Linked DNA regions of Mus musculus: region 2 is linked to region 1. The links are chromatin loops, found by intact Hi-C in ENCODE. Cell type or tissue: gastrocnemius. All regions are shown on one strand. Each heading gives the region's core, and the rest is flanking DNA. Links, peaks and the distances in the headings are about the cores only. Region 1 holds the start of Mrpl18 (mitochondrial ribosomal protein L18). Region 2 overlaps Wtap (Wilms tumour 1-associating protein).

Evidence for each region. Hi-C counts contacts between places; a loop is a spot of excess contacts. Peaks named below come from ENCODE experiments on the same cell type or tissue, not always from the same donor. Only the 100,000 strongest peaks of a DNase experiment are listed, where the experiment ranks them.
Region 2: a loop joins it to region 1, with 2.2 times the contacts of the local background. A loop is called at or near these places in 22 of 42 quality-filtered maps.

The regions. Positions count from the first base shown.
Region 1 is chr17:12,909,306-12,920,937 of GRCm38, forward strand. Mrpl18 (mitochondrial ribosomal protein L18) reads right to left here and starts at 6,786. Exons shown (of 4, transcript NM_026310.3): 1 at 6,642-6,786; 2 at 6,333-6,519; 3 at 4,465-4,696; 4 at 2,050-2,444. The coding sequence starts at 6,693. The coding sequence ends at 2,373. Tcp1 (t-complex protein 1) reads left to right here and starts at 7,024. Exons shown (of 12, transcript NM_013686.4): 1 at 7,024-7,324; 2 at 8,493-8,578; 3 at 8,738-8,866; 4 at 10,046-10,143; 5 at 10,510-10,620; 6 at 10,971-11,152; 7 at 11,435-11,561. The coding sequence starts at 7,261. Pnldc1 (poly(A)-specific ribonuclease (PARN)-like domain containing 1) reads right to left here and starts at 695. Exons shown (of 19, transcript NM_001034866.1): 1 at 531-695; 2 at 157-214. The coding sequence starts at 606. LOC115488839 (a small nucleolar RNA gene) reads left to right here and starts at 10,280; the gene lies at 10,280-10,417. In gastrocnemius, for the core only: no CTCF peak of the experiment used is centred there; DNase peaks (open chromatin) are centred at 6,448 and 6,987; H3K4me3 peaks cover 3,072 bases; H3K27ac peaks cover 2,220 bases.
Region 2 is chr17:12,971,721-12,983,352 of GRCm38, forward strand. It overlaps Wtap (Wilms tumour 1-associating protein), which reads right to left. Exons shown (of 8, transcript NM_001113533.1): 4 at 10,030-10,088; 5 at 9,102-9,229; 6 at 3,576-3,754. Among named protein-coding and RNA genes, the nearest start is that of Wtap, 15 kb to the right of the region's middle. In gastrocnemius, for the core only: no CTCF peak of the experiment used is centred there; no DNase peak of the experiment used is centred there.

The DNA of each region.
Region 1 (11,632 bases), core at 1,995-9,994:
ATAATAATAATAATAGTAATAATAATAATGATAATAATAATTCCTCCAGTACACACCAAAAACAAAAACCAGCCCGCAGGAGCCTGATCAGACACAATGTTTGTCTGGTAGGGTCTAACTAAGGAGACACCGGTGAGGTAAGACAGTAATTAGTACCTGATCTGTTGGGGCCGAGACAAGTTTGAACGCAGACCTGTGAACTCTATATCCAGACCTACGGGAGCACAAAACAGACAAAAATCCTCAGGCACAGAGCAAAGCACCACCTTTCACACTGCAAATGCCCCAGGAGGTAAGCAGCTGTACACAGTCATGGAAAACAGAAACAGAGTATGTGGTCCCAGACAAGGCTGTCCAGAGCTGCGGGTTTGATTGCTTGAAGCCCCCCTGGCCGAGTGGGAAAGGAAGCCTCCTGTCCTTCCTAGGACGCTCTCTGAGCTCCTCTGGCCTGGAAAGCCATACCGTACACAAACACCAAACACCAGTTCCCAGGCTGTCCCTGACAGGCCCTGCAACCCCAGGCACCTTACCCACGAAGTCCGCACCCGCGACAAGCTCCTGCAGGAGTGGAAGGCTCTGCTCAAATTCGTCCGCGCCCACGTCCATAGCCGCTAGTCCCAGGGCGCGCCGGATGCGGCCACGTGCTGCCCACGCGTTTCCGCTGCGCAGGGCCTTAAAGCTCGTGCACGTGTCACACCAAGGCCAGAGCCGGCTGGTGGGAGTTTCAGTGTGGAGCTCACAGCCTTGATCTTCTCATGCTGGGAAAAGTGGAGACTGTTGCCATCAAGAACTGCCAGCTTGCCGGGCGTGGTGGCGCACGCCTTTAATCCCAGCACTTGGGAGGGCAGAGGCAGGCGGATTTCTGAGTTGGAGGACAGCCTGGTCTACAAAGTGAGTTCCAGGACAGCCAGGGCTATACAGAGAAACCCTGACTTGAAAAAACAAAAAACAAAAAACAAAAACAAAAACAAAAAAACTGCCAGCTGTGCTGAAAGATCATTGGTACCGGCGATCAGCTAGTATGGCCTTTAGCCTATAGAAACGCCTGCCAGCGATACCAATGCCCAGCCTCCATGCTCATTGTTCATGGTCTGATACACCCTCTCAGTTCTGGACTTAGTCCCCTAGAGAACCTGGGCTTCTAAGTGAGATGCTTCAATCCGTATTTAACATGAGGGAAGAAAAAAATATACGTGTATATTCCTGTCTCCAGTTTGGTATATATTGATCAGACTGACTCATGCTATTGAATGCTGAATGCCTCGGCATCAACGCTTTAAAAAAAAAAAAAAAAAAAAAAAACTGAGCCATGCTTGTCACTTGTCTAAAATAATGAATACGTGACTAATATGAAGCCGCTTTGTTTACATGTCTTTTTCACATTTTAGCAACTTTCGGAGAGGGGTTGTGATCTCCCCAAGCTCCAACCTAAGCTATCTAGCATGACAATTTTCAATACATTTTATGTATATTTTGCCGGCACTACATGTGTGCACTACGTGTTCACAGTACCTGCCGAGGCCAGAAATGGGTGTTGGGATTCCTAGAACTGTAGTGCTGGCTGTGAGCTGTTCTCTGGGTCATGGGTACCAAATGCAAATCCTCTCCAAGAGCAGTGAGTGCTCCTAATCACATCAAGCCATCGCTCCAGCCACTTGTGTGATTATTTCTAAAGCATTTTCTACAGTCACATTTGAATTCCCACTTAAAGGCAAAGTAACCCATCATTCCCACCTCCCATTGGCTGCTCCTCACACTCATTTCCTCTCTAAGATATGCCTGAAATCACTAGGGGGTGAGTCCGGGAGGGGGGGTGGTGACTAGAAGGCACGTGTGATATTATCTCCACATATTATTTCTGAGTTTACAATTGCACTGACATTAAAAACAAAACAAACAAGCCCAGCCCACATCCCGGGCAGCAAACAATCCTCCTTCCCCATGACTAGCCAGGAACCGTCCCTGCCGGCCAGTGCTTCACAGAACTCCACTCGTGCCCTGTAGCCACCGGGTGTTTACAGAGCACAACACAGTAAGGGTTCACAGTTTGTTATAAACACTTTAATTTGTTCTTTGAATAGTGACTACTTTCCTTAAATACATCTCATGTCCAAGAATGAGGACACCTTAAGCCCTTGATTAAAACAATGAAATCACACAAGCACACACAGAAGTGGAAAGAAGCTAACTTTAAATAAGTTTTCAGTCACATTATTGCTCTGAAGCTTTCAGTCTGGTTCTCCTTCCAAATGCTTCTTCCTTCCTTCTTTTCTTCCTTCCTTCCTTTCTTCCTTTTAATGCAGATGCTTTCCTTTGGTGGCTGTAGATGGTAGTTTTATATTACACTGCCAACAACAGTTAACACTTCTATTTCATTCATAGATTCTTCGAGGCTCCCGAAGCATCACGCCACTTTCTGTCATGGCATTTTGTAAACGTTTTATCTAGTTTGGAGATCGAGAAGAGAAAAAAAAAGGAAACACTGTCAGCCTCCAAAAAAACCTGAAAATCGGTTTGTTTTCCAAGAGACAAAGAAACCACTGACCTCCCAGGGTACATATGTGTTTCTCTGACTGATCTTAAGAACATAGATGCTGGGGTAAAGGTGCAGAAACTGGGGAAGTAGCCAACTAATGGCTGGTCCAGCAGGAGACCCCTGCCATGAGAGGAAGCCTACCCCTGACACTGCCTGGAGGGCCAGAAACCAGAGGCTGGACCAAGACCTAGGATGGAACCAACCATGTCTGACCAAAGAAAAAAAAAGTCAATGAAATGATTCCTAATAATATTCTATTGTATGCAGACAAGAGCCTAGCATAGTTGTCATCAGAGGCTTCATCCAACAACTGATGGAAGCAGATGCAGAGACCCACAGCCAAACATTAGGCAGATTGTGGAGAATCCTGAAGAAGAAGGGGTGGGAGGGAGGATTGTAGGGACCAGAGAAATAAAGGAACCAAGCAAACCCATAGAATCAACAGGGCCCACAGGGACTCACAGAGACCGAACCATCAGGGAGCCTGCGTGGAACTGATCTAGGCCCCCTTCTTTATGTTCTGCTTGTATAGCTTGGTCTTCGTATGGGACTCCTAACAGTGGGAAGGGGGCTGTCTCTCTTCTGCCTAGTTTTGGTACCCTTTCCTCCTCCTACTGGGCTGCCTTGTCCAGCCTTAGTATGAGGGGAGGTGCTTAGTCTTACTGCAACTTGATATACCATGTTTGGTTGACATCCCTAGGAGGCCTGCCTTCTTCTGAAGAGAAATGGAAAAGGAAGGGGTGGAGGATGTTGGGCTGGGAAGAGGAGGGAGGGGAAACTGCCATCAAGATGTAATATATGATATAAAAATTAATAAAACACATATGAAAAAGGAAATGGAAAGATATCAGGGATCAGCATATTCAACAAGATGCCAGTATATGGGCTGGAGAGATGGCTCAATGGTTAAAAGCACTGACTGCTCGACCAGAGGTCCTGAATTCAATTCCCAGCAGCCATGTGGTAGCCCACAACCATCTGTAATGGGATCTGATGCCCTCTTCTGGTGTGTGTCTGAAGACTGCTGCAGTGTACTCATATAAATAAAAAAATAAAATAAATCTTAAAAAAAAAAAAAAGATGCCAGTATAACAACAGGAAGTGCAGTGCTAACATCCTGGACTAACGGGTCTCAGTCACCCAGCAATACCAACTTGCAATACCGACTGACCTCAGTTTGTACAGAGAATGGGAACACAAACTCCTATGGACTACTGCAAAAACCAAATGTCACAGGATCCAGCCAAGGCCCACCATGTAGAATACCCTCAAGAAAATAATGTAAGCACACCTAACACCAAGAACTAACCAAAACTCTCTGGCGTCTCTGCGTGTTGCTAGAGATTACACACGCAAGGTAGCGGCGCTCTCAGAGCTGTGCCCCCAGCTCTGGACCTTCTGTGTATCATGGATGAAACAGCCTCCAGCATGCATTACCAATGAATAACTTGCAGTTCCTGGCCTTCCCACTTAAAATTCTGAGACAAAGTCTTACTAAGTTATTCAGGCAAGCCTAGAATTTGAGATTCTTCCAAGTCAACCTCTTGACAGCAGGAATTATTGACCCTTGTCACCAAAAACAACTGATCTTGTTCCCCCACCCCCTCTATTTTTAAACAGGATCTCACTATATATCCCCAACTAGATGGAACTTCCTTGGTAGACCAGATTGGTCCTAAACTCAAGAGATCTGCTTCTACCATACCACACCAAATTTTTGTTTCTTTTCTGCTTTCTTTTTTTGTTTCTTGAGACAGGGTTTCTCTGTGTACCCCTGACATTCCTGGAACTCACACTGTAGACCAAGCTGCCCTTGACCATGGAGATCTCTTGCCTCTGAGACCTCCCGAGTGCTGGGATTAAAGGCATGCACCACCATTCCTAGCCGAATGTTTACCTTTTAAGTAAATACATAGAAATACAAGTACCGAGTCTGAGGACGCCTCCCACGGGGTGGGCTGGTAGACCATGAAGTTGATTCCTGCTTCTAAGCACCGCTGTGCCAGCACTCGCCCAATGCTCTCACAAGCCACCACGTTTCTGGTACTATAAAGGTGTTTTTTAATAGCCCATTCTCGAGTGGATGCTGAAACAACAACCTGGCCGTTAAGATGCTCAACAAATGCTTCTACGTGATGCTGAGTCTTTACAACTCGCAACCTAAACGGGGAGAAAAGAGTTATAAAACAATCTATTAACAAAAAGTTGGGCCACTTAAGGTGAATAAACGCCTACGTGTTCTTCAAGAATTTGGTGAGCCCACTGTTAAGACAGTTCAATGGGTAAAGATGCTTCCTACCAAGGCCAACAACCTGCATTCAACCCCCAGGGCTCACAAGGTGGACCATGATCTAAGTATATGCGGTATATGCATGAACCTGTGACTATATGCACATACCAATCAACTGAAAAAAAAAAAAAAAAAACAATAAAAACAAACTGGAATGGGATTTGTTGATGCCCTCTTCTGCTGTGTCTGAAGACAGCGACAGTGTACTTACAACAATAAAAATGTGTAATTACAAAAAAACCAACCAAATAAACAAAAACCAGAAAAATCCCACTGTAACAAAAATAATAACCACCGTAAAAAGATAACCCCTACAATGATAATAATGTAGTTTAAATAGTTGAATTAAGAGCTGGAGAGATGGCTCGGCGGTTAAGAGCACTGACTGCTCTTCTAGAGGTCCTGAGTTCAATTCCCAGCAACCACATGGTGGCTCACAACCATCTGTAATGGGATCCGATGCCCTCTTCTGGTATGTCTGAAAACAGAGACAGTGTATACCCATACACAAAATAAATAAGTCTTAAAAAAAAAAAAAGTTAAATTAAAAAAAAAAAAAAAAAAAAGACATACAGCCGGGCGTGGTGGCGCATGACTTTAATCCCAGCACTCGGGAGGCAGAGGCAGGTGGATTTCTGAGTTTGAGGCCAGCCAAAAAAAAAAAAAAAAAAAAAAGACATACATTTAAAGCATCTAGCATAACTGCTTGTAAATCCAATGCTTTCAGTTAGTAGCCATCTTGGGGCTGGGGAGTGCAGTTCAGAGGTAAAGCACTTGCTTTGTGTGATGAAGGTACTCATCTAAACTGCGTAGTTCTCCCAAAATAAAATTTAACATTTATTTCCATGTGTATGATTATTTTTGGGAATGTATCGCTGTGTGCCAAGGTCAGAAGAGGGTGTCAGATCCCTGGGAACTGGAATTACAGACCATTGTAAGCTGCCTGGGTCCTCAGTGAACTCAGTAAGTGCTTTAAATGAATACAAATTTTAAAATGTATTTCATAAAATGTTTCTATTAATGAACTTTTAACCTTTATTCCCCCCATTAAAAAATCATTAAGGCTCAAACTTTACCCTAATGTGCACGCTAATAACTAATTCTACTTAGCACTCTATTCTGTAACAGCTTACACACACACACCTTTACTTACTGAACAGGTAGGTACACAGGCCTGTCAGTTCCAGACACTCAATCCCAGCCTCCTAGCCTCCTTTGCTAGAATAGCCTTCATGGCAAATGATTTCGCGGCTTCCTGTCCTTTAGATCTCAGCTTTTTGACATGTCACCTTCAGAGAGGCCTCAGGACATAGCCGCTTATTCTCAAATTACCGTTTAAGTTTTCTTCAAGGCAACTAACTAGTTGCTTGCTCCAAGGTCGCTTTCTACCCACATGTCATCTTCCTGACACATCCCGAGGCTTACCTGGCAGGATCAGTCAGGGGATTGGTGAAATTGGTAAGGTGCTAAGCACAGCTTAGTCAGTCACAAGCCGACTTTAATTACCTGTGCCAGAACTCACGGTTAGGCCACACGGTAGCCCAGCCCCGTTCTTTCCGAGCTACCCCTAAGAGCTCCAGATTCCGAGGGTTCCGGTTGGTGAACTCCGGGGCCACCGCTTCGTTTTCCTTACTCTCCACGTCGGGCTGCACGGCCGGCACGGAACTGGTTGAGAGGGCTGCGAACCCACACTCTAGAAAATGAAAAAGATCACATGCATCTTTCACTTTCCCACATCAGGTACAAAATCGCATTTGCAAATGCACACGTACTGTGCACAGAGCGCAGGCAAGGAGGTGGGGCGAGATTAGTTACCCAGTTTCCTGCAAACTGACAGACATTTCCAGAACCGCGGCCGAAGCGCCATGGCTGACGGGACCTGGGCAAAGTCACACAGTGCCCTATCTTCCTTTGCTCAGGGTCGTCTCGGGGAACAACTAGTCGCAGCCATGTTAACTGTGGGTAAAGCTACAAGGGCCGGCAGTACCTCGGTGTCTCAAGGACCCGGAACTAACAAGCTCCCTGGTGCTGAGTGGCCGAGTGAGCGATCGGTATCCCTGGCTCACCAATCACCGCAGACGTTGAGGCGGAGGGCGGGACACGCTAGCCGTGGCCAAGAGCCTGACTTCCGTTTTCCACTTTCGCGCCTTTCTTCTACTGTCTCTAGTTGACCCAGCGTCCCGCAGCCCCCTACTTCCGGCGTTTTCAGTTTTTCGCCCCGCCCAGCCCTCGTCTGTCAATCCCTACCGCTTTCCCGGCAGACCTTGCGGTTGGTGGAGCGTGGAGAGCGCGCAGGGCGTGTTACCCAGCAGGCCCCGCGGCATCGCTCGGGCCTTTCCACGCCGTGGTCCCCGCCGTGGTGGCCGTTAAACGGTCTCAGAGCGGAGCTATCGGTTGTCTGCGGCCGTAGTGAGCTTTGCTTCGTTTCCTGAAGATGGAGGGTCCTTTGTCCGTGTTCGGGGACCGCAGCACTGGGGAGGCGGTCCGCTCCCAGAATGGTAAGGGCGAGAGAATGGTAAGGGTCCAGCTCGCGGCGGCGCAGGCCGAAGCCCAGCCGCAGTCCGTAGGCCGGGGCTGTCCGCCGGGCCCAGTGAAGTTCCTTCAGGAGAAGCCCAGCCATCCCGGATCCGCCCTCACTAGCGGCCGGCTCGGCGCCATTGCGCCCTACCGTGTAAGGGAAGAATGTTCGAGAATGCACACGGTTGGGGGAGGCGTTCAAGATGGGTGTGGGCGTCCGTGCCCCAATACCTAGTAGAGGAGCTCCAGATAGACTTCTCCGCCACTCCCCTCTGCTCCTTTGTTGGGTTCCAAGCCGGTTGGAGCACCTCTGACATAGCCAGAAAAGAGTAGCTTTCACCGGTTCCATTGGCCCTTGAGAAGATGCTCATAGAATCTAGGTGGCTTTTGCGTTGCTTCCCTTCCCTGGTCTGGTTCTTGGATGCCCAGAATCTGCAGGTGACAGCTGCTCCCCCAGTAAAACGTAACGGAATGCAAACTGAACGTTATTAAGCGATACTTTTAGCTGCCTTTATCGTGGTTAACTTTAATACGAGTAAGCACGTGGTTTGCTGTGGTTGAATTTGTTCTTGAAAGCATTCCCTTGCAGGAACCGTGTTCTGTGTTGTGCTTTTTTTTTTTTTTTAAACAACTCTCTTAGAAATTACTACTACTTTATCCTGGTGAACTATCTAATATTCTTACTAAACTTGCCAGAGTCTGAAGAGAAAGGCTGAACTTAAAGGGTTTTTTCCCCCCTAGTGTAGTAGTAAGGAATGAACTTAAGATTGCTTATAATTTGAGGCATTAAAATCTTTGCAATCGGTGATATACCAATACTAAATAGAAAAAAGAATAGTTAACCTTCACTGGTCCTTAAGTAAGTGATTCCCCCCCCCCCCCACACACACACACACACACACACACAGGGTTTCACTGTATAGCTGTGGCTGTCCTGGAAGCAACTTTGTAGACCAGGCTGGCCTCGAACTCAGAAATCTGCCTGCCTCTGCCTCCCGAGTGCTGGGATTAAAGGCGTGCGCCGCCACACCCGGCTTGATTTTTTTTTTTTTAAATAGTAATTACAGACTTTAGATTTTAGCAAATCATAGGTAGTTGAGTGTCATAGTTTATGTGTTGTTCTAATTAGTTTTCACTGTTCATCTACAGTTATGGCTGCAGCTTCTATTGCCAACATTGTTAAAAGTTCTTTTGGGCCAGTTGGCTTGGATAAAATGTTGGTGGATGATATTGGTGTAAGTATATATCTAATTGCTCTTGCTTGCCTTGATAAAAGTACATTGTTTTAAATTTCAAAAAAAAATCTTTGGTAAAGTCTTTGTTTTTACCTGAGTATGGATGGCATCCTAGAGCTTGGTTTCTGTGTTGACCACTTATTCCTTCATATTTCTTAGGATGTAACCATTACTAACGATGGTGCCACCATCCTGAAGTTACTGGAGGTAGAACATCCCGCAGCCAAAGTTCTGTGTGAGCTGGCTGACCTGCAAGACAAAGAAGTTGGAGATGGAACTACCTCAGTGGTGAGACGCTACCAGGAAATGGCTAGAGAATAGTCAATTTATTAGAGTTGAATCCATGAGAGAGTCATACTCTAGGTCAGAAATAAGTCACCTTTTAAGGCAGTCTCACAAACTTTTGAAAACTAACCATTGTAACTAGTTTGTGTAATTTAAGTAAGGGAAGAACTTAAGGTGATTAAATAAATACAAGCTTGTTTTAAATACTGGAGTCTCGTGAATTTGGAGCCTTATTTAAACCTACTTAACCATGATGATGTTCATGTAGAAAATGTTACCAGGTTTGGACTTTTTTCTTTGTTGTTTAATAGATACTTTTGTATTTTAAATGTGAACAAGAAATCTTTGGAATTCAAAATAGAAATTTGCAGAAGTTAATTTGCTACCATATAGTGCTAATGGCTAGTCAGCAAACATGGCGAATAGTGTAACATTTTGTGAGTTAGCCTGCTTAAGTAGTAAAATACTGTTTGGTGAGGCAGATTTTAGACCTGGCAAAATAAATGGTGAGGGAAAAGTATTTATAGACTTACCCTTTACTAGGAAAGAATTGAATCTGTTTTTAAATAGTGAAAATGGACTTTATCTAATTTGTTCATAGACAATGTAACTTAAAAATAACCTTAATTCCACTCGAAAGAAGAAAAGTTTTTTGGAGATTTTGTTTTGTTTTATTATTAAGAAAACTGGTTTTTCACAGTGTTCTCTATTTTAAATGATCTTAAGATTTTATTGAAATTACTGGAATGATACCAGTCATTTCCATTGATTGCTATCTAGCTCTTGTTGCAGTAAGTCTGTAAATGTAATGGATATAAATTCTGCTGTATTAGATTTTTAGCATTTTCTGGCTTTTCCAGCTTGGACCATTTCCATAGAATACTTTTAGGTTTTTTGAGGCAGGATTTCTCTGTGTAGCCCTGACTGTCCTGGAGCTCACTTTGTAGACCAGGCTGGCCTCGAACTCAGAAATCCGCCTGCCTCTACCTCCCAAGTGCTAGGATTAAAGGCATGCGCCACCACGCCTGGCACAGAATACTTCCTAGTGGTCTCTATGTTGTGTTTTCAACGAGTTGCTACTCACTTGTCTACTGTGGTATTAATAATACCTGCTTAATAATCATGTTTTCCTGTTGTGCATATTGAGTGCCATGCATATTTAAAGCAATGCTTGATCAACAGGTAATCATTGCAGCGGAGCTTCTGAAAAATGCAGATGAGCTAGTCAAACAGAAAATTCATCCAACATCAGTTATTAGTGGCTATCGTCTTGCCTGCAAGTAAGATTGCTTTCAAAAACATGTTATTTTGTGGAATAGTAGTAAATTGTATCTTAATGTTGTAGCTAAGCGTTAAGTTGGAACTGTTGCATCTTAGCATTCAAGTGCTCACCTGGAGTACTAAGCTCCGTGTACTTTTCCCATTTGACTACCACATTTTTCTCCTAATAGAGTTTAGTGGCTATGCTTATGGGATAGATGAAAGGTGCCATGATCTGAAGAGGGGGAGCTGTCCTGTGTCTTTCCTCTATATGAAATGGCTGAACAGAAACCATTCCCTGTGATATTTGACAATGTGTTAAATGTGGTGAGATGCAAAACTTTGGAGTGGTGTGTTTCTATTTTTCTTTTCCACATTCTTAACAGGGAAGCGGTGCGTTATATCAATGAGAACCTGATTATTAACACAGACGAACTTGGAAGAGACTGTCTGATCAATGCTGCTAAGACATCCATGTCATCCAAAATTATTGGAATGTATCCTTGAATGTTCCTGTGCAGTTTGGCCCTAACTCCTTTTGCTCTAAAAAAAATGACTTTTTGGAATATTAGTTTTCTGCAGTAAAATTTAAAGTGCCATTTATTGCAAATTGATCTTATTAGAGAGAAACAACTGATCCTGCTACCACCTTTCCAACATTTCTATGGTGAAAACTGCATTTGAAGTACAGATGGTGGTGGTATATATGCACAAGTCACTTTGATTGTAGTTACAATACTTTTCCTCACTGGTGAATTATTTTGCTAAAAGTAAGTCTAGTTGAGTAGCTTTTTGGTCCCTGGGCCTTTTGTTTTGTTGTTTCAGCTATCCTTAACTGTTGTCTCAGAAATGGTGATTACTTTGCTAATATGGTAGTAGATGCTGTGCTTGCTGTTAAATACACAGATGCCAGAGGCCAGCCTCGCTATCCAGTCAATTCTGTTAATATTCTGAAAGCCCATGGGAGAAGTCAGATAGAAAGCATGCTGATCAATGGCTATGCGCTCAATTGTGTGGTTGGATCTCAGGGTAAGTGGGGTTCTGTTATTTACAAATCAGAGTCACTCTCTGGTTTATATACTATACTCTTAATGAGTTCTAAATGTTGTGATAGGTGCTGGGCTAGAGGCTCAGACATTTGATTCTATCATTAAGTTATGAGAGGCAGGCAGGTCTCTGAATTTTCAGGCCATTCTTGTCTACCTAGTGAAACCTTGCATTTAAAAAGAAAAGGAAAAAAGGAATTATGTGCATTTGGGACCAAAACTTTAAGGTTTAGTGTAATTAACTAACCTTTTTATTTATTTATAGGCATGCCCAAGAGAATAGTTAATGCAAAAATTGCTTGTCTTGACTTCAGCCTGCAGAAAACAAAAATGAAGCTTGGTGTACAGGTGGTTATTACAGACCCTGAGAAATTGGACCAAATTAGACAGAGGTAAGTGAAGAGGCATGTTCTTTTTTTGTTTTTTGTTTTTTTTTTAAAGTAAAATAAAATAAGGGCTGGAG
Region 2 (11,632 bases), core at 1,389-9,388, 62 kb after region 1:
AGTGAGGTCATGGGTTCAATCCTTAGTACTCTTCACCAAAGAAAAGGCTAAGGATATAGCTCTATTGTAAAGTGCTCATCTAGCCATGTCAAAGCCCTAGATCCAATCCTCAGCAACACAAAATAAGTAGAAAGAGAGAGAACTTAACTACAACTATTTTAAAATGGATAGTAGAGGTTATTGCTTTCATTAAAAAAAAAATTTAAAAATTGGTGCTGGAAAGTGAGGTCAATAGTTAAGAACACTGGCTACTTTACAGGACCCAGGTTTGATCCCCATCACACACATGCTGGCTCCCAACCTTCTATAACTCCAATTCTAAAGGACCTGACATCCTCTTCTGGCCTCCATATGCACATGGTGGAGAGAAAGACATGTAGACAAATCACTCACATATACATACAAATAAGTCTTTAAAAAATAAAATGCCTTTGTATTTTAAAAATATTTCTGTTCTCTTTTCATGAGTGTGGGTATTTTGTTTGCATGTAAGTCTATGCAACACATGCACGCCGGGTGCTAGAGGGAAGCATATTAGTTCTCCTGGACTGGAGTTTTAGAAAGCTGTAAGTTGCCATGTAGGTGCTGGAAATTGAATCTGGGTCCTCTGGAAGAGCAGCCAGTTGTTAACCACTGGGCCAAACCCTCTAGTTCCTTTTGTTTCTCAATGTGATGTCCTGGCTACACTCAACTTCCTGATCTGCCTGCCTCTGCCTCCTAAGTGCTGAGGTGACTCCTAAAACCAAATAATCCCAGTAACAGGAAATACTTAAAACACAAGGGGCATCAGTATATTACCTTAATAATCAAGGGAAGGAAGCCAGGTTACTTTGTAGAGTTGTACATACAACTGCCTAAATGACTAAGTTGAAAATGACCAGTATATTCCTAAACACTCTTACAATGATTGTGTTGTCAAATGAAAGTGTAGAGCTGACAATATTATGGAAGGAATCACAATCCATTTCTTAGTAGTTCTTTTGTTTATTCTTTGAGATACAAATCTATGAACGTACTCCTAAGTCCCCTCTCCTTCTGTATCAGCCTCATCACTGCTGGGATTAAAGGCATAAGCCACCACATCCAGCTAAAAAGATCTTTATCCCTCAAAATTAGACCTGCAGCAAAGGGCAGGAATACCATATACATATAGGAAACCTTACAACCCAATCATTGGAATCATTCCACATTACTAATTAAGTACTACTTATTTTCAAATTAATAATGTAGTTTTAGTACTTGATTCATTATATCACATGGTTTAGTTTTATATAATGAAACCTCATTGATGGGTTGTTAAAATAAGATTAAAAAATACTAAGAGACCATTAAAAAGGTAGTAATCTAGATATGCTAAAAAAATACCTAGAAGATAAAAATGAAGGGAAATAATAAAGCTTTGAAGCATGTGTATGTACCATATGATTACATTTCTTTAAAACCAATATACATGAAATCATTGTGTATCCACAAATTATCTCGATGACACCCAAGATATTTAACAGTGGTACTGGTCCTGTAGAGCAGAATGGGGTAGTTTGACATCAGGTCCATGAGTGACACTTTCCATCTCCCATCTTTCTCTAGTATTTCATTTGTATACATGAACATGTATTGTCTTATTAAGAGAGAAGATTAACAATAACAAGAAAGCAGGCCCACAGGCCTCAAAGTCACTGTATTCAAGCAGCAGAGAAAGACTGGCTAAATCTGAGTACATACTAGCAATACATTTTACCAATTACTATTCAACCCACTAAAACTATATTCAGAATCATTTCAACCATGAACCTGAAAATGCATGAAATAAATACAAAAGATCCAATTTTGTCACAATAAACTACTTTTAAACAGACTGGTTTACTTACCCTCCAAACCCCCAGTGACAATTTTAGAAGCAGACTTGTTCCTGAAAAATTATACACATCATTCCTCCAGCCCACCCTGCCCACAGTCAGTCCACTAAAGCACAAACATAAGCATACTTACAATTGATTGGAACGATTAAGAGAGAACTTAAGTCACCCTTGTTAAAACTGCACTTAAACGTTGGGGCATGCTGGAACATTTATCTTCTACTCATCTCAGACTCCATTATCACCAAGGGAAAATTCAAACTGGTGACTTATAGACGAAAAAAATTCACCTCCAGGATTGGATGGAAGCATGAAGAATATAATGCCTCATTTATCTAAATGAGCAAATGAGTTTGCTAGAAATGATCACTATACCTTTTTCAATTCACAAACCATCTCACTTGGGCCAGCCCAGAGATCCAACACATTATTTCCCCAATCTTCTGGCAGGCACCTTGTGAGACTGTCCCACAATATGTTCTACTGTAATATCCTGGGGCCAAATGCCAAGTCTCCTTGTCTTTTATACCATCTGGAATAGTCTTTTAAGCGAGACAGCCTTTCCCTTCACTTTGAAGAGCACAGAATAAATTTTCCAAAGTGTTGATCTGCTCTCCATAGCCCCCCAAAGTAAAATATTGAATACAACAAAATTATCAGAGTATTCCTTGAATTAAAAAAAACCCAACTATTTCAAGGCACATTTAATTTAATATCAGGAATTCGATAGATACAAAAGGCCCAATACAATGAAGGAACACATTCCCCCATTTCACACCAACGACAATGCTGTTTAACATGTGCCTGCTGAATGAGATGAGGGTTTACTGAATAATGGGAGTCTCATCACAGCCAAATACCATATACAATCTAGTTGTGAAATGAATGCTTATAATGCTTCAAACACTTTAAACCTGAAGTGTGAGACCACACCTTCACGTTTGTACAGTCCTTGGTTAAGGTTATCTACAGTTTCCACAACCATTCAAAAGACAAACCATTGATAAAAACCACATAGATTTAAGGCTCCATTATATAATATAGAGCTCAGAGCTAAATGGATAAATATTTGCTCTACTTGTACTGGTAGCTATGACGTGATTGTCTCACGGCTATTAGTTGGTTCTTAGCATAAGTAAGTCCTTTAAAGGCAAATTCACCTCATTTGAGTTTTGACCCAGTAGTTCAACAATCATGAAGTCCACAGTCTTATTGGCATAACTGATGTACAGTGTCTCTAAGTCACTATGCTCATGGCTAAGAGCGATGCATATTCCATTTTTACATTTTACTGGAATTTTACATGTTCAATTCATGATTTAAAACCTCTAGGATTTCAATCCTCGAAACTGTCTGAAGACACAGTGTGCCACAGACTTAAGACTTCTGTTTTTCCCTCTATTTTCTTCAAACAGAAACACTTTTCAAAGTGTCTACATGTCCTAGAAGGGGAATTTTTCGGAGTTGGCCTCTTCTTCGGAATAGTCCGACGGCATCAGGCCTCTGAAGCAAGGGGGAGGGGAAGAGAAAAGCTGAAACACAAGGTTCATCTGCTAAGTTTTACATTAACCATTACAAGCTGGACAGTATAAGAATGTGGCTTTTTTGGCTCAAAAAGTCTGAGTCTTGGTGTGGAAACGAGTACTTGGCTGTCCCACCACAGCTTTCTCGAGGTGGGACTGTCAGGGAAGTCTTGACTGGGGAGTATGATTTGTTTACCTATCAGGCGTAAACTTCCAGGCACTCAGTTCATTTTGGGCTTGTTCCAGTTTGTCTTTAGTCTGTTCCAGTTCACCTTTCATTTTTAGGAAAAACAAGTTGATTGCTGGGTCTACCATTGTTGATCTCAGTTGGGCCACACTCGGCTGCTGAACTTGCTTGAGGTACTGGATTTGAGTCTGTGCAAAGCAAAGGGTACAATTACTACCAAACCAAAGAACCCCTAAGAGGAGAAACACTCTTATTAAACACTCAGTCAGCCTATGTTAGGTCTGTACCCCTTTGATATTAAGTCTCCCTAAAGTTAAGGGTGTAGCTCTTTAACAGAGAGCATACACACAGAACAAGACCCTTGAGTCAAATCTCACACAATTTCAAACAACAACACAAACCCTAGAAAAAGTACCAAAACTGAGAACAATGGCATATGCCTATAATTCCAGCCCTTAGGAAGTAGAGGGAGGATTTTAAGCTTCCTAAGAGTTAAAAAAAAAGACTGTGTCTTAATTAAAGAAGGCTACCAAAGGCTGGGGATGTAGCCTAGTAGCAGATCACTGGCATTATATGAAAAAGGCCCTACGTTTTAGTCTCTACAACCACAAAGGAAAAACGGGGACAAAAGAAAACACACGTCTTTGTTTAAGGCAATTCATGAGGTTACTTTCACTGTACAACCAAAACAGCATTAAAACAAAACAAAACAGAGGCCATATCATAAGCTGGGGAATGGTGGCACATGCCTTTAGTTCCAATACTTAGGAGGCAGAGGCAAGCCTCTGAGTTCAAGGCTAGCCAGGACTACAGAGAAACCCTGTCTGAAAACCAAACTCTACCAAACCAAACCAAACCAAGCCAAATCAGGGTTGCCATCACACTCAGCAGTTAGAAGGATGAACTGGGGTCTGGAGAGATAGCTCAGTGGATGAGGGCACTGACTTTTCTTTCAGAGGACTGGGATTCAAATCCCAGCTCACAACTGTCCATAACTCCAAGATCTGACACCATCACACATACACAAGTATGCATGAGGGAAAATACCAATGCACATAAAATGGAAATAAGTAAATAAATAAATACATAAATAAGAGCATGAATTGCTCTTACAGAGGCAGAGGATGAAGAATTCTAGCTCTCAGCACCCACAATGGACAGCCCAAAACTGCTTAGGACTCCACCAGGGTTGGGGGTGGGGCTGTGGGTGGGTGGATCCAACACCTGTGGCATCCTTCAGCAGAAACCCACAGACACAAACATTAGTAAAAAGAACTTAAACCAAAACCCAAACCAAACTTGACCATGGTGGAACATGGGAGGCAGTCTGATCTATGCAGTGAGTTCTAAGGCAGCCAGGGTTATACAGTGAGATCTAGTTTCAAAACAAAACCAAAAAACAAGCAACATGTTTTTATTTTAAGGACTGACAATTGCTAGAAAGAAGCAAAGTTTAAAATTTTATTATAGAAGAACTGGTAAGGTCTTAGCTTACTTTTTGCTTAAACTACATAAAACTCCCACAGAAAGGTTAAATTTCACACAATTTCCACTTCTAAATTTAAAACAGTAGTGACATTATATCTTTATATTAGTGAAATTTTGTAGCATCTTTTTTTTGTTTTGTTTTGTTTTGTTTTCCAGACAGGGTTTCTCATTGCTTACTTTTTGCTTAAACTACATAAAACTCCCACAGAAAGGTTAAATTTCACACAATTTCCACTTCTAAATTTAAAACAGTAGTGACATTATATCTTTATATTAGTGAAATTTTGTAGCATCTTTTTTTTGTTTTGTTTTGTTTTGTTTTCCAGACAGGGTTTCTCATTGTAGCCCTGGCTGTCCCGGAACTTACTCTGTAGACCAGGCTGGCCTTGAACTCAGAAATCCGCCTGCCTCTGCCTCCCAAGTGCTGGGACATTTATTATTTTGTGCTTATGGGGTAAGTGCAGTCCTCTTCCTCTAACCATGTGGGTCATGGGGGTTGAACTCAGGCTATATAGCACAGTAGCAAGCATCTTTGACTACTGAGTCATATAGTCAATTCTACCCTACCCTATGTTTTAATAAAATGAAGTTTAAATTCCTTACCATAAATTTAGTAGAAGACACAAGTATACTGACTGACTTGAGACTACATTTATTTATGAGTTCACTGTACACAAATAGAAAAGAATATTTATGGAGATACTATGTTTTTCTTTTGAGACAAAGTCTAATTATGTAGACCTGGCCAGCCTGGAATTCAGAGATCCATACTGTACACAGCAGGATAGCACCATGAGCCCAAGCTTGCTCTAACAGTATTTACTTAATTTTTGTATCTGTATGTCAGTATGAGCATGTGCCTGAGGGTACCCCCAGAGACCATCAGATCCCTGGGGCTGCATTTATATAGGGAACTGAGTGTACTGGAAAGGGAACTCCAGTCCTCTGCACAAGCAGTAAGCAAGCACTTTAACCATTAGATCATCTTGCCCAGCTCCTTTGGAAAAATGTAAAAGAAATTAATTTTAAACAGAAAGTTTACCCATTAATTCAAAGTACTGCTAGCTACTAAAGGTTTTTTTTTTGTTTTGTTTTTTTCTTCCTTTCCCTCCCCCTTTTTTTTAGTTTTTCAAGACAGGGTTTCTGTGTGTAGCCCTGGCTGTCCTGGAACTCTGTAGACCAGACTGGCCTCAAACTCAGAAATCCGCCTGCCTCTGCCTCCTGAGTGCTGGGTTTAAAGGCGTGTGCCACCACTGCCCAGCGCTACTAAAGTATTTTAAGAGGAGAGTTAAATAACATCACGTCAGTGTGTCTCATGTGCTCTCCTCATTGGTTACAACAATCTCACAACACTGACTCAAACTAAATCCCAACAGTTAGCACTTTTGGTCATGAAAAGGAGGCGAATAGAAAAGGAGACGAATGTAACCAGAACAAACTCCCCTTTGCCAGGGAAGAAAACAGGAGGAAAGTTTTAGGGCTGGCAAGATGACTAAGCAGCTAAAGGTGCCTGCTGTCAGTCCTGATAATATGAATTTAATTCCCAGGATCCACATGATGGAAAGAGAACCAACTCCCACAAGTTGTCCTCTAACTTAAATACGCAGGTCATAAAATATCCATAAATAAATAAATGAAATATAGTAATAAAAAAATCTTAAGGGCTAGCAAGATTTCTAATGGGGGAAAGCACTTGTTGCTAAGTCTGTTGGCCTGAGTTCAATCCCCAAGATCTGTAGGGTGAGAATGAATTGCTGCAAGCTGTCCTCTGACTTTCACATTAAATACAATTTTACTAAAGATGTAAACCTGTGTTTCTGTATAGGCCAGAGAACCATCTTGAGTGTTAGCCTGGCTATACACCTCTAGTATTTTCCCTCCCTAGACAACATCCACTTTGTTTTTGGAGACAAAGTATCTCACTGGCCTGTTGCTTGTTGACTGCAGCCAGGAAGCCCCAGAGGTCTGCCTCGCTCCACTGGCTCCTCAGGGCTCTCCATGTGCAGCTCTTTACCTGGTACTGCAGTTCTGAACTCAGGCTCTGAACCCTACAGACATTCTCTTAGTTCTGTTTAACTATCTGAAATTATCACCTGCTTTAATTACTCCATTCTTACTTTTATCCTTAGCCCCCAAAGCAATAGGTCCTACTAAAAAGTAGCCTACTATCTTTCTGACTGCTAAACATAAAAGTTTTCAATTCCTATTTTTACTAAAACTAACTTTTGCCTCGACACTTCTTTTTTAGGTGTGGTGTGCACATCTTTAATCCTGGCACTCAAGTGGCAGAGGCAGATCTGAGTCTGAAACCAGTGTGTCACAGTAAGTTTCAGAACTGCCAGGACTACATATAGAGAACCTATCTCAAAAAACAAAGCAAAACAAAAAAGATTTACATTTTCTTACATGTTGTGTTTTGCCTACACATGTGTACATGCATCATTTGTATTCCTGGTGCCAGGAGAAGTCAGAAAAAGGGTTTGGGTCCCTTGGGACTAGAGTTAGTCTGTAAGCCACCATTTGGTTGCTGGCAATTGAACCTGGGTCCTCTTCAAGAACAAGTACTCTTAACAGCTGAACCAACTCTCTAGCCTACATCTAACTATCAGTGGTTCTTAACTGGTGAGCTGGTGGTGGGTGGACAGAAGAGGTGATTTGCAGTTCCTGTTTCCCTAGCATTATGCTCTTCTCTTTCTAAATTCCATCTCTTTCACAGTCACACAGTATAAACATGAGACCTACCTATGACTTATTAAATAGCTTGCCCCACAAGATCTAATTGATCAGGTCCTACTGACTGTGCCTAGAAGACTATTTAAGACACCCTTCCCAGGTACCAGTGACTTAACCAACCTCATGAGTCTTTTGCTGAAAAATTTTCCACCAGTAGCTGTACAGAGTGGTGCACACCTTTAATACAGCACCAGGAAGGCAGAGGCAGGTCCATCTCTGTAAATTCAAGCCCCGTCTGGTCTACATAAGGAGTCCTTCAGGCTAGCCAGAGCTATGTAGTGACATATTGTCACACAAAACAAAACTTTAAAAAAACAAAACCAACCAACCAACCAAAAAACTCCAGCTATTACTTATACCTAGGGTAAAACAAGTCCCTAAACCCTTAACCAAGTTTCAGCCATACCCGTAACTCCAACTTTATGTATCCTTTCCCTATTTTGTCCCCAGTGCTGCCTGCAAAGCCTCACCTTTGAATTGTAGATAGAAGAATAATGGCTGTATTACATAGGGAAGGGCATAAACAATGTGTTGAGTGCTTACAGCACTGGCTGCTCTTGCTCGGGCACTTACATAGTGGCTTATAACCATCAGTAACTCCTTTTACAGAGGATTCAATGCCTACTTCTGGCATCCACAGGCACCAGGCAAACATGTAGTGCGGAGTCATAAATGCAGGCCAAATGCTCATAAACATGAAATAAATATTAAAAATACGACAAGAAAAGCTTAAGGCAAAATAGATAGATAGATAGATAGATAAAAAATCCCAACGCAACACAAAACAAAACAAAAACCTAAAACCCATCTCAAAAGGTGATGGGAGCACCATCGTCCTCAAAGCCCTGGTGACTCAAAGTGCCACTGTATGCACAACAGTTGCATATTCAATTGCAAGCAGCACAAATTGCCTAATGATAGCAAAAGGTACACAGACTCCATAGAAATTAGGAATTGAGATGGAAGCAAACATAAGAACCTCCATTCCCAGCCGGGCGTGGTGGCGCACGCCTTTAATCCCAGCACTCGGGAGGCAGAGGCAGGCGGATTTCTGAGTTCGAGGCCAGCCTGGGCTACAGAGTGAGTTCCAGGACAGCCAGGGCTACACAGAGAAACCCTGTCTCAAAAAAAAAAAAAACAAAACAAAAAAAAAAAACAAAACAAAAAACAAAAAACAAAAAAAAAAAAAAACAAAAAAACCCACAAAAACAAACAAACACACCAAAAAGAACCTCCATTCCCAACCACTCTCCATTGTACCCTTTAAAAACAGTACACTTATATTTGCTATTATCACTATTTAAAGACACTCACGGTGCACTCTTGCATCTCCTGCTCTTTGGTTGCTAGCCGCATGACAAGAATGTTCTCCCTGCGTGCAGACTCCTGCTGTTGCTGCTTTAGTTTTTCTTCAGATTCCCTTAAACCAGTCACATCGTTTGCTGAGTAAAAGAAATCAAAATTACAAATTTCACTAACCAAAAGAAAATTCTCTTGTCAAGATTAATCAAAAAATTCACCGCCTTTAACGCCTTTAAGTTTTCAGTTTTGGACACAAGTTATTTGTTCCTGCTCGGAAGAGCTCCCCAGGGAGTCACACTGAGCTGCTTCTGTACTCCACCAGTCACACCTGAACACAGGAGACCACACGCCTACACTCATTTATAGTATATTTAATATATAAAACTCACAATAATACATTCTAACCCACTCAATAGAACAATGACATTAACTGGCCTGGCAGAGCAGAAACCTGGCTATATCACAGCACTCAGGAGCCTGTGGCAGGAGATCATAATTCCAGGATAGCTTCTGCTACATAGTATGAGACCCTGTCTCAAGCAGGGTTATGGTGGAACACACCTTTAATCCTAGCTCTCTGGAGGTAGAGGCAGGTAGATCAGTTCAAGACTAGCCTGGTCTACAGAGTAACAGGCCAGCTAAGGCTACATAGAGAAAACCTGTCTCAAAAAACCAAAAAACCCAAACAAAACCAAGAATACTCCTGCAACAACCCTGTCTCGGAAATCGACAAAGGAAAAATAAATAAATAAATAAATAGAAGCCAGCACTCGGGAGGCAGAGGCAGGCGGATTTCTGAGTTCAAGGCCAGCCTGGTCTACAGAGTGAGTTCCAGGACAGCCAAGGCTACACTGAGAAACCCTGTCTCAAAAAACCACAAAAAAAAAAAAAAAAAAAAAAGACAACTATACTATCTCTATCTAGGAAGGATCAAACTTACAATTAAGATCTGTGTACTTTCCCTCCAAAGCTTGAACATATGCTTCATATTGTTTCCATCTAAGTAAAAAGGAAATTCATATTAGTGGTTACATTGAAATTACCTTTATATTAAATACACTAGGAAAGCACACCCATTATCATAGAGTAAAAACTGTGCTGGATTATACTTAACTTTGACATAATTACAAACATAGTTTAATGAGCAAATGCATTCATTAGCTTTACTGCTTCTTCACAATTTACAGAAGACAGGTAAGGCAAAAGAACATACACATAGGTTGGGCATAGGTTACCTACAAAGGCTCAAGGCCAGCTTGGCACCTTAGCAAGACTAAAACAAAAAGACCCAGGTAGTGGTAATGTTAATCTCAGCATTGGGAGGCAGAGGCCCACCTGGTTGATTTATAGAGTTCTAGGACAGCCAGGACTACATATAGAAACCCCATCGTGAAAAACCTAGGGGTGGAGGTAGGGGTGGGGCTGGAGGTGGGGGTAGGGATCATCCTTTGAAATTGTATTGAAATAAGACTACCTGTCAGACTATTTTAGTATATATACCCTTGTATTTCTAATATTCAGAAGACTAAGGGAGATCTCTAATTTGAGGCCAACTTGAATATACCCTGTTTCAGAAAAACACCCACTCCTATAGTTTTTTTTTTAAAGATTTATTTATTAATATATGTAAATACACTGCAGCTGTCTTCAGACACTCCAGAAGAGGGAGTCAGATCTCATTATGGATGGTTGTGAGCCACCATGTGGTTGCTGGGATTTGAACTCGACCTTCGGAAGAGCAGTCGGGTGCTCTTACCCACTGAGCCATCTCACCAGCCCCCATTCCTATAGTTTTTAGTAAAAACTTATTATTGTATATGGGCTCACATTTGCCATGGTACACATGTGGAAGAGACTAAGGAACCGTCTTGTAGACTTGTTTGTTTTGTTTTGTTTTTCAGGGATTAAGCTTGGGCTACAGCTAGGTCTACACAGAAAGGGCCTTTACCCACTGAACCATTGTGCCCTCCCTGAGCTTGCTGATTTATTAAACTAAACACATTCTCTAGCAAGGTATATATGAAATATAAATGCTTTCTGTGTAACTAATCTTGAGTATTTTAGCTCTAAAAGAAAATTTGGTTGCTATCAATCTATGAATCACCTAAACTAATATTATAGTTCTTCTTGCTTACATACTGAAGAATCATAGGAAACATATCCAAAAAAATATTTCAAGTGACTTGAGGCTATATTAACATTAAAAAAAAGTCACACTGAATCAGATAATAATAGCACACGTCTTTAATTCCAGCAGTGGGATTTAAAGACAGGTGGAACTCTGGGTTAGAGGTTCCAAGACAGCCAAAGCTACACAAAGGAACCATGTTTTAAAACAAAAACTCCCCACATACATACCCCAACCCCCACCCCCCAAAACCAAACAAATAAAAAACCCAAATTAAGCCAACCCCCAAACAAACACTACAAACAACCATGTCAGCTACTGTAGTGGAAACATGCCAGTATTCCTATCCCTTGGTGGGCTAAGGCAAGAGGATCTTAATTTCCATAGGAAGACACTGTCTCAAACAATCAGTAAC